Regions from separate parts of the Mus musculus genome. Here all the other regions are linked to region 2. The links are chromatin loops, found by intact Hi-C in ENCODE. Cell type or tissue: heart. All regions are shown on one strand.

Region 1 (5,000 bases), 150 kb after region 2:
CCACCAGAGTGCTGGAATTAAAGGCATGTGCCACCACACACAGCTAAGTACTACGTCGTTTTACACATTAATTCTGCACCTCTTCCAACCACCGCCTTCATTTTTCCAGGCGAGGAAAGGGAGGCACAGAGTGGTTTGACTGCTTGCCTCAAATGTGGAAAGCAGGGAATAGCGTTCTACACTCAGGACGTTCAACTTCCAACACTTGTTCTCGGCCTTTGGGGGTCCGAGGAGCATTACAGAGAGTTGGTAGCCAGTGAGCAGGTGCCCTCAGTACCTAGGACTAGGCCTGTAACAGCCACAGTACTTTGAGGCTGGAAACAATGAGTCCACAGCAGCGATCTGATCTCGCTCCTCCTCTGACAGGGTTTCCTGGTGAGCGTGCTCTACTGCTTCATCAACAAAGAGGTAGGAGAGGCTGGCCCGCCCGTGCCCCCTGGCGGCCACCCTGGGAACAGCGTCACCCTGAGCGCCCGGCGTTGCAGGTGCAGTCGGAGATCCGCCAGGGTTGGCGCCACCGCCGCCTGCGTCTCAGTCTTCAAGAGCAGCGTCCACGTCCGCACCAGGAACTCGCCCCCCGGGCTGTGCCTTTGAGCTCTGCGTGCCGAGAAGCTGCCGTTGGCAACGCCTTGCCCTCTGGGATGCTGCATGTGCCTGGGGATGAGGTCTTGGAAAGTTACTGCTAGGTAAAGGGACCCCCGTGTCTGTACAGTTAGCATGTATTCAGAGCCTACTGTGTACCAGCCCCAAGTGGAGCAATGCTGGGGAAATGGAGGCGAAGGAACCGGAAAACAAGGTCCCCACGTGTATATATTTGTGGAGGAATCGTTTATGAAAAGAATTGAGGTGTCTAGGACAATCAACTGGAAGGCAATTGGGATAGACATGATGCTTAGGTCATGGGTCATGTTTGAAAGAAGTGACTGGAGACCTCTTGAAGAGTTGGAGGACAAGATTGCTGGCAGATGGAACAGCATTCAAAAAGGTCTTGGGAACAGGAAGAATGGAGAAAGGCTTCCGTGGCTCCACTGGAAAAAGCGAGGGCCTCCAGATGGGAAGAAGTGGGCAGGGGGTGCAGAAACTGGAATTTCATCCCAGGCTCACTGAAGATTTGATTATTTTTACTTTACGTGTACGATTGTTTTGTCTGTGTGTACGGATGTACACCGCAGGCATGCAGCCCCTGCATATGCTTGAAGGGCAGAAGACCCCTGGGACTGGATGGTTGTCAGCCTCCATGTAGGTTAACAGAACTCCATCTCTCCAGCCCTCCACCCCCAAGATTCTTAGCAGCAGTGTCTCCTGGGCTGTTTTCCATGGTTCTCTGTTCGTTATTAGGGGCAGTGAGTTGGGAGCCCAGTGAGAGGAATGTAGGTGGCTGGACCAGAACGGAGGCCACAGAGAGGTGGGAAGGATTTGTTGAGGGATCCCAGGATCAAAGGAGACTGCCATGACCAAAGGAGAGAGGTTCAAAGGCTCTGGGGTGGGAGGCTCTTTGCCTGTGTTAGGCTGTGGGAGAAGCCGAGCAGCAGGACACAGAGCTATATGAGTGAGAGCTGGCAGCCAAGCAAGAGGGCCTGGGGTCAGTGAGGTAGACAGATCCTTCCGCCTCCCAGACACACCCACCCCCACCCCACAGCCATTCACACCACACCCCTCCTTTATTAGTAGCGGCTGCTGGATTTTTCCCCAAGGTTCCCAGAAAGATGTGTCTCATAGCTGACTCACACTCCACGATTTAAGACTTTGGCTTCTGGTGGAGTGGAGACTGTAGTAAATCAAGCTTCTTTACGGAGTGGGAGGAGGCCAGGCTAGAAAGGGAGATGACTAGGGTGTGTGTGAGGTCGTCTGCTGTAGATGAGTGAGGCTCAACTGGAGCAATGTGTTGGCGCAAAAACCCCACGAACACCACACTGCTACTGTACCCTGCCCTGAGCTAATCTCTATTGAAATCTAAGACATATGTACAATTAAAGTCGTGCATGTGAGCATGCTGCTTGTTTGGAAGGCAACACAGAAATATCAGACCCAGACAAGGGGTGGCGCTGTAACCCCAGCATCTGGGAGGCTTAGCTGAAAGAACACAGGTTGGCTATCTGAACCTCGGAGATCGTCTCAAACAGCAAAAGCAGCGGGAACCAGCCTTGCTCAGTTCTTAATTGGGCTACTGCATTAGCTGTCACTAAACTCCGTCTGAGGACCTCCACTTTGGCTTTTATCTCTGGAAAGGATTATCTGAAGGCAATCAAAGGCGGAGGCTGAACTGTTGCATGTTCAAAACCAGCCTTATTTACTTGCCTAGTCTCAGACCAGTTAGAGCTAGCCTTTTCCCCAATCCCATCATCCAAGAAGCTGAGGCAGAAGTGTTGCTCCAATCTGAGGCCAGCCTAGGCTATATAACAAGACCCTGTCAAAACAGAAAGGGCCAGGGGAGATGGCTCACTCAGTGGGCAAAGTGCTGGCCACAACAGTCTTGGGACCAGAACTCTGGCCCATAGTGCCCACATACGGGGAAGAGTGAAGATTTCCCATGTGACCCCAGGTCTCCATAACATACAAATGTGTGCACATGTACCCATTTACATGTGAACACACATATGCACACATACAAACTACCCCTGTCACATGCAATTAAGAAAAAAAAAAAAGGTAGATAAAAGCACCGTTTGGACAGCCAGGTATCCTGGACTGTAACCCTGACATTCAGAGAGGCAAGCGAAGTTTCCATGTCTGGTGAGGAGTGTTCAGGGTGACAGACAGGGCAGGAACTACAGCTTTGAGCCTGTGACCTGAAGACTCAGTCCAGTCCTGCTCCTGGGTGAAATAAGTGGGCTTCACTGGACTGACATTGCCCACCAGCTTGGCTGCAAAGCTTACAATTTTACTTTTATTATTTACTTGGGCTTTTTGAGACAGGGTGTCTCAGTGTAGTCCTGGCCATCCAGAATACATAGCTCTAAAGGCCCAGCAGCCACACTGGCACTCTGTAGGTCACCACACGGAGTGGCCGGCTGTCTTCCTCCATGGCAGTCGCCAACTTCCCTGGCAAGAGACCAACTCCCTTTCTTTTCCTTCCCAGAATGCAGAGGGAGGTTGCAGGTTTTGTGAGCCAGGAGGCTCCGATCCTAGGTTCTCAGTGCAAACTGACGAAGCCCAGTGGGGAGCAGAGGCCTCCCTGCCTGGCCCTGCTTCTCCTCAGCACTCGAGAGCCTCAGGAGCAGGGGAGGGCAGGTGCCCAACTTTACCGGCTTGGCATCGTGGGAGACCATTAAGTGGGAGGAGATGGAGGGGGCGCCCAGACCCCAGCCTGTACTTTTCCAAATGTATTTTCAATGGAGTCTTTTCTTTTTGAAAGGAACTCACTATGCCTGGCTCACCAGGAATTTACCATGTAGACCCAGGCTAGCCTTGAACTTGCAGCCAATTCTGCCTCAGCCTCTTAAGCTGTAGGGATGGATCACGGGTACACTCATGTTTGCTTTCATTTTACTTGTTTTTTTTGTTTTGTTTTTGTTTTTGGAGTCAGGGTTTCTCTGTGTAGCCCTGGCTGTCCTGGAACTCACTCTGTAGACCAGCCTGGCCTCGAACTCAGAAATCCACCTGCCTCTGCCTCCTGAGTGCTGGGATTTTACTTGTTTTTGAGGCGGGGTTTCTCTGTGTGGCTCTGGCTGTACTGGAACTTGCTCTGTAGATCAGACTGGCCTCACAAAGATTTCCCTGCCTCTGACCAGGCTATCCTGGAACTCAGAAATCTGCCTATCTGCCTGCTTCTGCCTCCTAAGTGCTAGGATTAAAGGCATATGCCACCACTGTCTGGCCTGTTTTTGTATCTAATTTTAATCCATGTGTATTTGTGTGCAGGTGCCCAAGGAAGGTAGAATGTTGGATCCCTCAGGTTCTGTTACAGGTGGTTTGGAGTTGCCACATATGGGTGCTAGGCATTAAACTTGGTAGCCACTGAGCCATTTCACCAGCCCTGGCTGCCTATCAGGATGTAGCTTCATTATCTCTTACATGGGTGACTTTGGGACATGTCAATGCTTTTCCTGAATCTCAGTGGTTTCAACTGAATGAGCTTAGGATAGCTGTGGTGACGTAGGTCTGTTATCCTAGTTGCTTGGAAGATTATGGCTGGGGGATTACAAGCTCAAGGCCAGCCTGGGAAACTTCCTAAGAAGTTTCCTGTCTTAATGGAAGGACTGGGGAGATGGTTCAGTGGTTAGAAGCATTTGCGATATAAGCATGAGACCCTCAATTAGAATCTGTAGCATGGGGTGGAGACAGAATTGCTGGAGTTTGCTGGGCATCAGCCTGGTTCTGTTCAATGAGAGACTCTGTCTCAAGGGAATTAAGGGCAGTGTTAGAGGACACCTAATATTGTACTTGGGCACATATATATATATGTAAGTGAATGGAGGGCTGGGGATTTAGCTCATGGGGGAGAGCTTGCTAAGCATATGAGACCCTAGGTCCAATTCTCAGGACCACAAAAGAACAAAAGAGAGAGCTCTAAAGTACACAACAAAGCTGTTCTTTCTGGCAGCAGCTCAGGGAACACATGCAAGTTTTCTTGGCTGCAGGCTTCGAAGTTCTGTACAGGGACGCACAGGATAACGTTAGCTGTGACTTCCACAGTTCAGGAGGACAGCTAGGCTGAATGGTGGTAGCTCATACCTTTAATCCCAGGACTCATGAGGCAGAAGCAGGGGGAATCTGAGTTTGAGGACAGCCTGGTCTACAAAGTGAGTTCCAAGACTGCCAGGACTATAGAGAGAAATTCTGTCTTGAAAAGAAAAAAGAAAGAGGACAGCTAAAGGGCCAGAGAGATGGCTTAACAGTTAAGAGCACTTGTTGCTCTTGTAGAAGACCCAGGTTTTTTTCCCAGCACCCACATGGCTGCCTCACCACCACATGTAACTACCTCTAGGGGCATCCAACTCTCCTTTTCTGGCTCCTATGGGTACCAAGAACAGACACATCCAGGCAAAACACCCATACAT
Region 2 (5,000 bases):
GTTAGACTCGAAAGGATGACCACGACGCATCCCGGTGGCCTTCTTGCTCAGGCCCCAGACTTTTTCTCTTTAAGTCCTTCGCCTTCCCCAGCCTAGGACGCCAACTTCTCCCCACCCTGGGAGCCCCGCATCCTCTCACAGAGGTCGAGGCAATTTTCAGAGAAGTTTTCAGGGCTGAGGCTTTGGCTCCCCTATCCTCGATATTTGAATCCCCAAATATTTTTGGACTAGCATACTTAAGAGGGGGCTGAGTTCCCACTATCCCACTCCATCCAATTCCTTCAGTCCCAAAGACGAGTTCTGTCCCTTCCCTCCAGCTTTCACCTCGTGAGAATCCCACGAGTCAGATTTCTATTTTTTAATATTGGGGAGATGGGCCCTACCGCCCGTCCCCCGTGCTGCATGGAACATTCCATACCCTGTCCTGGGCCCTAGGTTCCAAACCTAATCCCAAACCCCACCCCCAGCTATTTATCCCTTTCCTGGTTCCCAAAAAGCACTTATATCTATTATGTATAAATAAATATATTATATATGAGTGTGCGTGTGTGTGCGTGTGCGTGCGTGCGTGCGTGCGTGCGAGCTTCCTTGTTTTCAAGTGTGCTGTGGAGTTCAAAATCGCTTCTGGGGATTTGAGTCAGACTTTCTGGCTGTCCCTTTTTGTCACTTTTTTGTTGTTGTCTCGGCTCCTCTGGCTGTTGGAGACAGTCCCGGCCTCTCCCTTTATCCTTTCTCAAGTCTGTCTCGCTCAGACCACTTCCAACATGTCTCCACTCTCAATGACTCTGATCTCCGGTCTGTCTGTTAATTCTGGATTTGTCGGGGACATGCAATTTTACTTCTGTAAGTAAGTGTGACTGGGTGGTAGATTTTTTACAATCTATATCGTTGAGAATTCTGGGTGGAAATGTCTGATCAGGAGAAGGGCCTGCCACTGCCGACCACAATTCATTGACTCCATAGCCCTCACCCAGGCTGTATTTGTGATTTTTTTCATTTTGTTTTTTTGTATTTTGCACCTGACCCCGGGGGTGCTGGGGCAGTCTAGCACTGGGCAGCTCCCCTCCCCCCCTTGGTTCTGCACTGTCGCCAATAAAAAGCTTTTAAAAAACTGTATTCTTCAGGTCAAAGTGTCTGTTTTCCCTGGACATCTACTACATGGCTTCCTTTCAGAAAAACGGAGTTTGGATTGCTAGGGAGGTCTTGCTGGCACTTAGTGGGACGCCTAATGAATCAGAACCTACAACGGGACTAAAAGGAAGTGGAGACTTGCTAGGTTTTCCCATGTTCCCAGGCTGGGCCACCTACTTGAAAAAATAAGGGGCGGAAAAGTGTAAGGTACAAATTTGGTGAAGGGTCTGGAAGACTTCATGATCGGAAAAGAATTTATTCACCTTGGGTGTGCAATGACTTCAGCAACAGCTAAGGGCAAGGTGTAAAAGCTGGGCACACTTGTAAATCCTAGCATTTGAGAGGTGGAGGCAAGGGGATCACTGGTGGAGTTCAGTGTCATGTGGATCGTAGATACCAAGCGCAAAGATCTGCTATGGGGAGAGGGCTTGGTACACCAGGGGAGCCAGAAGTTCGTGGTGAGGGTAGTGGAGGGCAGGTGGAGAGTGAGAGTTAGCCTCAGGGAGATTCTACAGGCAATGATGCAGAGTTCAGACGCTCCTTTGAAAGCACTAGAGAGCCGCAGCAGGTTTTGAGCAGAGAAGGTTAGCGTTAGGTGGTCTCTTCTAGCCCATCCCAGGCTGAGGAGGACGCTGAGGGTTTCAAGAAGGATCGAGAATGGAAAGCAGAGGAGAAAAAGGATCCAAGAGGCATGGAGGAGGCAGAACACATTTCTCTTCTTTAATAGCAAGCCTGGAAAGGATAACTTGCTGCAGGAGGAGATGCTCACCAGTCGGGTGGTCTAGGGGGTTCTTGGAAAAGAGAAGGCATTTGCTCAAGCCTCGGTTCCCCCATTCTCGCTCTTCTGTCAGCTTGTCTTCCATTAAGTGTGTGTCTCAAGGCCACCCTGCTCAGGACTCCTTGTGAGACGACCTTCTATGCTCGAGTTCATTAAAAACACAATTGCCTGGTGCCCTGCTCTCTCCACTGGCTCAGTTACCTCAAAAGACCAGGGCTAAAGGTGTGATCACAACTCTATCCCCATTACTGCTCCAACGCAGAGACAGGACTGAGCCGGAGTGAACAAATGAACAAAAATGACTAATAATGCATGCGTGATTAAATACATAAAAGAGCAGATGACTGGATGAGCAAATCGTTTAAGGAGAGACAGCAAGATCCTAGAATTTTGGAGACTAATTTAAATCCATCTTTGAGATGTATTTGGTCGGAAATTCCTGGGAGGAAAAAAAGTGTAAGTATGAAGAGAGAATAAATGAGAATAGGGGTGGCTTCAGAGAGGTTAACTGCGCGCTGGTCGCTTTTGTACAAGAATGTGAATTGCAGGGAGCAAAATGGGATAGATACTCCCGCCCGAAAGGTGGAATTGAACCACTCTGTCGCTAAACAGCTACAGGTTTGAAGCCTGCACCCCAGACCACTGAGGATCATCCGGGCGAAAGGAGCTATTTTCGGTTAGTTATATAAAGGCCAGATACTACTACTTTTTTCACTTATGGTCATTATTTGTGGTATACAGTAGATAATTAATTTCAATGGTTTCGAACATTTTTTTTCACTTTTTCTTGTGAACATGTGTTTCCTCAGTAAAGTGTTCCGTGAATGACTCTACTAACTAAAAAGTAAGTAGCTTCATTTGCATAGCGCCTTGCATTCTGGGAAGCAGCGCCTAAAGTGCCTGTCTCCCTAACTAAAAGCAGAATTTTTTGCAAAGTGAAAAGTCAGTTTTATTTTTGTTTGTTTGTTTGTTTGTTTGTTTTTAATGGAAAAACTTCTCACGCGGCCCATTCGTAGCAGAATTCGAGATTTTCTGCAAGCGAGACCGTAGGGTCTGACGGCACGCGGCCGCAGAGCGACACCTGCCGTTGCTTTATAGAACTGCAAGTATGTAGGGAATCTACTGAGTCCCTAAGGTGATGGAGTTGACAACCAACTCCCCTTGCGTTTAGACGCTAAAAACCATCCCTTTTTATATCTATGTGATTAGCCCAGGGAAACTAAGGCTCAGACATGGATAATACCACAGCCGAGTTCCTGTAGCCCAACTCCCTAGGGGAAATGAAACCTACAGTTGTGGTTTTAATATGCTTGGCCCAGGGGCAGTGGCCCTATTGGCAGGAGTGGCCTTATTAGAGGAGGTGTACCTTGTTAGAGGAAGTGTGTCACTTGGAGGCGAGGTTTTGAGGTACGTATGCTCAAGTCTGGCCAGTGTGATCCTGGCTGTCTGCAGAACGCGGTCTCCTGGCTGCCTTCGGATCAAGGTGTAGAACTCTCAGCTCCTTCTCCAGCACCATGTCTGCCTGCTTAATGCTTTGCTTCTTTCCATGACGATAATGAACTGTGCCTCTGAAACTGTAAGTCAACCCCAATTACACAATTACATGTTTTCTTTTATAAGAGTTGCATATATATATATATATGTCACACTCTTTAGCTCTGGCTGGCCTGAAATTCACTATGTAGCCCAGGATTGCCTGAACTTTGAAGCAATCTTCCTGCCTCAGCCTCCCAATGGTATTACAGGCATGAGTCACAACAAGCCATTTAAATCTTATGATGACTTATAAGAAGACAGAAAATCAGAGTTCCTTTACCTAGTTCACAGATCCCTACAATCTAACCTCGTTCGCTCCATAAACAGCCCTACCCCACCCTCCTGGAACTGCTTTGAGGAATGCTGCAGGCTCTCACAGGCACACTCCTCCTTGGTTAATCTCTTCAGCCTGGTTGCCTTCCCTCCCCATGTCCATGTGGCCCAAAGCCTCTCATCCTGTTCTCAAATACCACTAGCTAGTAAGGCCTCCCCGACCTGACCCCGGTTTAAATATTAGAAAAGGGTCACTTTCTCCCCTGCCACAGACAACCAAACCACCATATGCTTGTCACTTACTACCTGACTATGAAGGTGAATAGATGTCTTCACAACCTTTCTCTGAGCCTCAGTTTCCCCACCTGCATAATGCATCTGAGACACAGAATTCCCTAGAGCTGTGGTTCTCCTCATTCCTAGTGCTGGGACCCTTTAATACATTTCCTCATGTTGTGGTGACTCCACCACCACCATAAAATTATTTTCATTGATACTTCATAACTGTAATTTTTTCTATTGTTATGAATAGTAGTGTAAGCATTTGTGTTTCCCAGTGATCTTAGATGACCCTGTGGAAGAGTCATTCCACCCCCAAAGGGGTCCCCACCACAAGTTAAGAATTCCTGCCATAGAGGAATCACAAGGAACCAATGAATTACACTTTGGGTCGACTTTTGGGCTGGCCTCTGGGAGGCGCTAGAGCTACATCAATTCTGAAACTTTGTGTGTGTGTGTGTGTGTGTGTGTGTGTGTGTGTCCTGAGTCAGGGTGCTGAGATAGGCCAGTGGCTTTAGTGTTCCTGGACCCATTACTCACCAGAATTCTCCCCTCACCTGATTCTTTGATGTGAACACAATGTCTTGGGAAAGATGTCTTAGAAAGCATCTTTAGAAAACGTTATTTTTTAAAAAACAACAACATTTTTTCATGTAGGTGCGTGTGCAAGGACAACTTGCAGAGTTGGCTCCGTCCTTCTACCATGTCCATTGGAGGAATCACCTTTACCCTCTAGGCCACCTTGCCATTCTCCGTGCAGGTATGTGACATACTGTGATTGTGACCTATGACCTTTCCCTTGCTAAGCAAGTGCCTCATGGAGGGGGCAGTGGCAATAGCAGCAACAGTGAACTAAATTTTAAAAGTAGAACTCGGCTGGAGATACAAATATTGCAGTTTTGAAGTTGGGATGGGTTGTCTAATAACTTAATAACATAACCCAGAAGAGAGGCCCCTTGGTCTTGCAAACTTTATATGCCTCAGTACAGGGGAACGCCAGAGC
Region 3 (5,000 bases), 60 kb before region 2:
TGGCGACTGTGCCATTATCAAATAGGTAAGCCTCTTCTTCAGTTTCAGAGAGCCCTGCTCTTCCCGAGGCTAATGTGGGTGTTAGAAACGCCTTGACCGCCAGGGGACGCGCGCTCCCCGCGGGCTGGACAGCTGAGCTCAGGGCCTGGGAATGCTAGGCGGGCCCGGGCAGGTGCACAGCTCCGGGAGCAGGGGAGCGCAGCGGGCCGCGAGGGCGTGGCAGAGTCTCTGTTCCCAGGCTTCTTTCTGTCCCTGCCCTCCACCCTCAGGTCTTCTTCCTTGGGCCTCCTCCAACTCTAGCTCTCCCTTCATCTGGCTGCCATCTGTGCTCCACCCTTGGTCTCCTCGTCCGGCCTCCTCTGCCCTCCAGCCCGGTTCCCAGAGGTGAAGGATCCCGTTTGGGCTTCCTGGAGGAGTCAGTGGGATCCAGGTCAGGGTGTTGAGATGGGCTGGGAACACCCAGAGTGCAATCCTTTGCTCCAGCCGGGTCAGACTTGATTTTTAAGTCGGTGGAATGCATGCACATGGGACTTCTCCTAGCTAAGCTTTGAGCTAGCTCCTGGCGTAGCTTCTCAGTCCCTGTTTCCTTCCATGTGCCGTCGGGGGGGATTAAGGCCTTCACCTAGATGAGGTGTGGGCATTGGAGGACCTAAAATATGCAGTACTTACAACAGTGCAATTTAAGGACCGAATGTCAAGCATCCTGGACTGTTAACTCTACCAACCCTCCTCCAAGGTTCTTCAGGGCGACACACATGAGTGTCTGCAATCCCAGCACATGGGACACTGAGGCAGTAGGGTCTCTAGTTCGAAGCCACCCTGGGCTACATAAGTGACACTGCCTTAGAAGAACAAGAGCTGAATTTTAGCTCCCAGCAGTTCAGTGCTTGTGTAGCTAGCAAAAGGCCTGAGTTCAGTCCCTGAGGCCTGGGGTATTGATCGATCGATCGATCGATCGATCACACGCGGGCAGGTTCAGAGGGAGGGATGAAAACCCAGTGTATAATTTTTTTGTGAGAGTTCTTGGTCGGTTGGTTTATATCTCCCTGGCTTGTCTGGAACTCCCTCCTGAGTGCTGGGATTAAAGGCATGGGCTACTGCCACCACTGAGCTTATCTTGTCTCTCTCTCTCTCTCTCACTCTCTTTCTCTCTCTCTCTGCTATACTTAAACTCTCATTCCACCTGCCTCCACCTTCCCAGTGCTATGTACCCTAACAGTCTTTTTTATGCAGTGTTGGAGATTGAACCTGGGCTTCCTGCACGCTAGGTGAGCACTCTACTGGCTGAGCCACACATCAACCCCTTCCTTCTGCGCTTCTAAGAGCTGTGCGTTCTGTTGCCAGTGGTCTCAACCGCCTGAGCCTCTAGACCACAGGACCCTAATTCTCCCACCAGAGAGCAACAGTGACTATCCCCAGGAATGTAGGGCTACGGCAGGATGAGAGGCCCTGGAAGGTTCCAGACAGAAACTGGAAAGTTCCCAGGACCAGCCTCAGTTTCCCCATTGCTAGGGAGGCATCCTCTCGGGGGTCAACGAACTCCACTGAAGGTGGAACTCGCTGTTTCTACCTTTGGGTGATTGCCAAATGCCTGTGTGGACAGAGAGACCCATCCTGACCTGAGCCTGGCAGGACACACACAGCCTGTGCTGGCAGCTGTGGCTATTGTTCCTTAGCTTCATTTCAGGCTGTCACTCCAGCCCAGGCATTCGCAAACACCCTCCCTCTTCAGACCCTTCTCCCCCACCAGCTTCGTAATCCCCCTACATAAGGGCTCAGAGGTGGAGAGACAGTGGGAGGTGCGTGCCTGCCCCTGCCCTCTCCCTGGCTCAAGGACAGACAGACACCTCCAGAATTAGCCTCCCTCCCTCCCTTATCTCCCATAATACCTCAGGTCAGACAGATGGAAGTGGAGGCAACATGCCTCACCTCTGGGTCACAAGGAGCCCCACCCCAGGAGGAAGAAGGTTAATTAGAAAAGCTGGTGGCAGTGAAGGAATTCCTTCCACACACAGACAGCTGTCACAAGAGCGAAGGAGACGTCCAATTCAACTGCCTGTATGGCCCGCCAGCCTGTTTACCACTTCCATTCTCTGTAACGCATAACGCAGCAGTACACGGCCACAGAAGCCTACCAGATCCAGCCCTGCAGTCCTGTTATTCTGCCCTGGGCTCTAGAATGACTTTACCAAACACCACCTATTTCCCATCCCGTGGGGGCAATAAGAGGTCTGACTCCCGCTTCCGCTAGGGGGCGCTCCTGGGCGAATGTGACTCCTCTGGTTAGGCAGGTCTGACGCCCCAGCTAATGACATGTTGGGGTTCGCTCAGCGGCACAGAAGAGGTTGGAGAGCTGCCCCGGCTTCTCACTCCCTGCCCCCATCCCAAAACCAGAAGGTGGGGTGTAGCGCACACAGCCTCCTGAGAAACCCACGCCCCTCGTGCTTGTCCCACTCTTTTCGAAGACCAGGATCCACTAGTCCAGTGCCACTAATTTTACTCAAACACCTAGTGGTTCGGTGCTGAAGGCAGCTGGAGGGTGACCGGGCGCCGGACCATTCTAGAACGTCCTGATCTCCCACATCTGCCCCAAATACAGAGACCCGGGACCTCAACAGCACCCTAAGACACTTCCAAGGGTCCCCAATTAAAGTATTCAAAAAATTCCAGCTCCAATAACTCCCCAGGACCAAGGGCTCCGAGCACCACTAAGAGCAGATGTCCAAACCCCCTATCCATCTGCCCAGTAAAGTCGGCACCCCAGTTCCTTCTTTCCAGGGATCCAGGCGTGAGCTCCCCACACTATTCCCCTGGACTTAAGGTCCGAGTTTCCAATAAGTCTTCCCAGGAACGCGGTATCCGGTTCTGGGGTGGCTGGACCCTGGGTGGGGGTGGAACTCACGCGTCGGGGCAGATCCTGGCACCGGGGGGCTTTTCCTCGGGCTCCGGCTCCGGCTCCAGCGGCGGGGAGCGGAGGACGGGGCGGGGCAGTCGCCTGGGAACAGGTTAGACGACGTGACTCTGACTGGAGGGAGGCGTGTCCCTCGGAGGAGGGGGAACTGCGGTTGCCTGGAGCACCTTGGGATTTGTAGTCCCGAATGGGCGAGGCGCCGCCAGGGACACTTCCATTTGGAGTCAGACGCGATCCATTTGACAGTCAGCCAGAGCTAGGTCCAGAAGATCATGGACGTCCTGGACGGCGAAATGCACAAGAATTTAGACCCTCACCTCACTATGGGTACAAGGGAAGAACCCCTGAGCCCTTTCCCACTCCTCCAGGCTCAGTGTCCCCTTGCCTGAGTGAAGATTTGGACACTTAAGGAGGAGATGGGAGGCGCGGAGAAATTCACACGACCAATACTATGGCGAGAAAAGGACCCACCTTAATCAGGACTCCAAGCCCCGGGTTATCTGTCTAAATAAAACAAAAAATAAAAATAAGGGGCCTCTAATCCTAGTACTTAAGAAGCAGAGACAGGCGCACCTCTGAAAGTTCAAGGCCATCCTGATCTACACAGCGAATTCCGAGCCAGCCTGGACTACATAAAGAGACCCTGTCTCAAAAAAACAAAACAAAACATCACAGCATTGGCGATTTACTGGCGTGCCTAGCAACAAGCTGAACTACAATCCCCAGCAGACTCCTGACCGACGTCCATCGCCAGCCACCTTCGAGTTATCTGGGAATTGGAGTTTTGAAGCCCACAAAGGGCGAGCCCCAGAGTTTCTCGCCCACGCGCGAGGGTGGACACATAGTCTGGAGATTCCTGGCGGAGGGAACACTCCTTCGTAGCCTTGGTGACCTCTGTTCTCAAAAGCCTCAGAAGAAGGGGGGAGCATCCCAATGCTGGAGGAGTCTCCAAAATCTCCGCAGAAGGGGCGGGCAGCGACGCTGACACACCGGCCAGGAATGCAGTCGAGTCTCCCTGTCTCGCCACCGTCCCGCGGCTCCACCCGCCACCCCATGCGCTGCAGTCCTGCTGGGAGGGGGCGTGGGCACGTCCCCCAAATCCCACGTGCACGCGCCGCTGTTTACTTGGGCCGCGGAGCAGACAGGGACCGACCAGCTGCACCTCTACCTGCCTCGGAACCGTGAGGAATACTTCCCATTCCGGACACTAAGTCCACGAGGACATCTACAAGTCTTCCCTGACACTAACCCTCACCCCGTTTCAAGCCAGGCTCTGGGGCTCTGGGGTCCGAGGCTCCTCCCATGACTCTGCAGACTCCTCCCCCTCAGTTTCCCGCTTCCCCTAGACTTCAGAAGCTCCGCCTCTGATTGCTATTAAAATGCTCCGTTCGTACACTTTTCTCTATTTTCCGACCTGGTTCAGTTAAATCTTCCACGTTCGCTGCACCAGGGACTTCCGAAGATACACTCTAGCTTTAAAAGTACAATCGTGACAACCAGAATTCTTACCTAGCTTTTGCAAGAATGCTGCAAATAGATCTTCTGTCTCTTTAAAAGCCGTGGCCTAGGCGAGTCACTGCCCCTTTAAGACGGTGTTGGAAGAAACCACGTGAGCAAAGTTGTCGGGGGAACAGGCACCCTAGATCCGAGCTAGCTTGCGTTTCTGACGAACAGGGAACTGATTTCCCCCTGCAGGGCATCGTCGAGAAATTATTTAATCCTATGCTGTGTGAAATTTAAGAGTGGAGGTTATCCGGGTTCTGCAAATAGTGACAGCGCCGAGCCACGGCCCAGCTCTCCTACAGGACTTGGATGCTTCCGGGTGCGGCTCCACCCCTTGGATCCACGTGGTGGGCAGCGTTCCGCGCAGGTCCTGCGTGGGCCCCTCCGGAGCTGGAATGGCGGGTACCCAGGCCTGCAGTGAGTGGAGCTTGAACTGGTGGAGACGAAGGGCATCCGGGAGGGTCTGGGTGCAGAAGGGGTTGGGGAGGGCTGCCGGGCGGGTGAGGGACCAACGGGTACTTTGAGAGGTTGGCCATGTCAAAAGGACCCCCCCCCCCGACTGTCTCCTCTCAGGTGCCACTCGGTT

What was found. Hi-C counts contacts between places; a loop is a spot of excess contacts. Peaks named below come from ENCODE experiments on the same cell type or tissue, not always from the same donor. Only the 100,000 strongest peaks of a DNase experiment are listed, where the experiment ranks them.
Region 1: a loop joins it to region 2, with 2.3 times the contacts of the local background. A loop is called at or near these places in 5 of 42 quality-filtered maps.
Region 3: it touches region 2 in a loop (3-fold over the local background); 8 of 42 quality-filtered maps call a loop at or near these places.

The regions. Positions count from the first base shown.
Region 1 is chr7:19,153,054-19,158,053 of GRCm38, reverse strand. It overlaps Gipr (gastric inhibitory polypeptide receptor), which reads left to right. Exons shown (of 14, transcript NM_001080815.1): 13 at 367-408; 14 at 486-929. The coding sequence ends at 686. Among named protein-coding and RNA genes, the nearest start is that of Snrpd2, 5.7 kb to the right of the region's middle. In heart, a CTCF peak has its summit at 2,043; a DNase peak (open chromatin) is centred at 433; H3K4me3 peaks cover 777 bases; H3K27ac peaks cover 787 bases.
Region 2 is chr7:19,298,812-19,303,811 of GRCm38, reverse strand. Fosb (FBJ osteosarcoma oncogene B) reads left to right here. Exons shown (of 4, transcript NM_008036.2): 4 at 1-1,116. It overlaps Gm26802 (a long non-coding RNA gene), which reads left to right and starts at 3,019. Exons shown (of 3, transcript XR_881870.1): 1 at 3,019-3,485; 2 at 4,655-4,757. In heart, CTCF peaks have their summits at 2,993 and 4,377; DNase peaks (open chromatin) are centred at 2,501 and 3,043; H3K4me3 peaks cover 2,158 bases; H3K27ac peaks cover 658 bases; H3K27me3 peaks cover 2,200 bases.
Region 3 is chr7:19,359,219-19,364,218 of GRCm38, reverse strand. Cd3eap (CD3E antigen, epsilon polypeptide associated protein) reads left to right here and starts at 4,736. Exons shown (of 3, transcript NM_145822.2): 1 at 4,736-4,831; 2 at 4,988-5,000. The coding sequence starts at 4,810. Ppp1r13l (protein phosphatase 1, regulatory subunit 13 like) reads right to left here and starts at 3,003. Exons shown (of 13, transcript NM_001010836.3): 1 at 2,903-3,003. In heart, CTCF peaks have their summits at 2,041, 2,247 (motif pointing right) and 3,088; DNase peaks (open chromatin) are centred at 1,808, 2,278, 3,038, 4,788 and 3 weaker places; H3K4me3 peaks cover 4,947 bases; H3K27ac peaks cover 4,963 bases.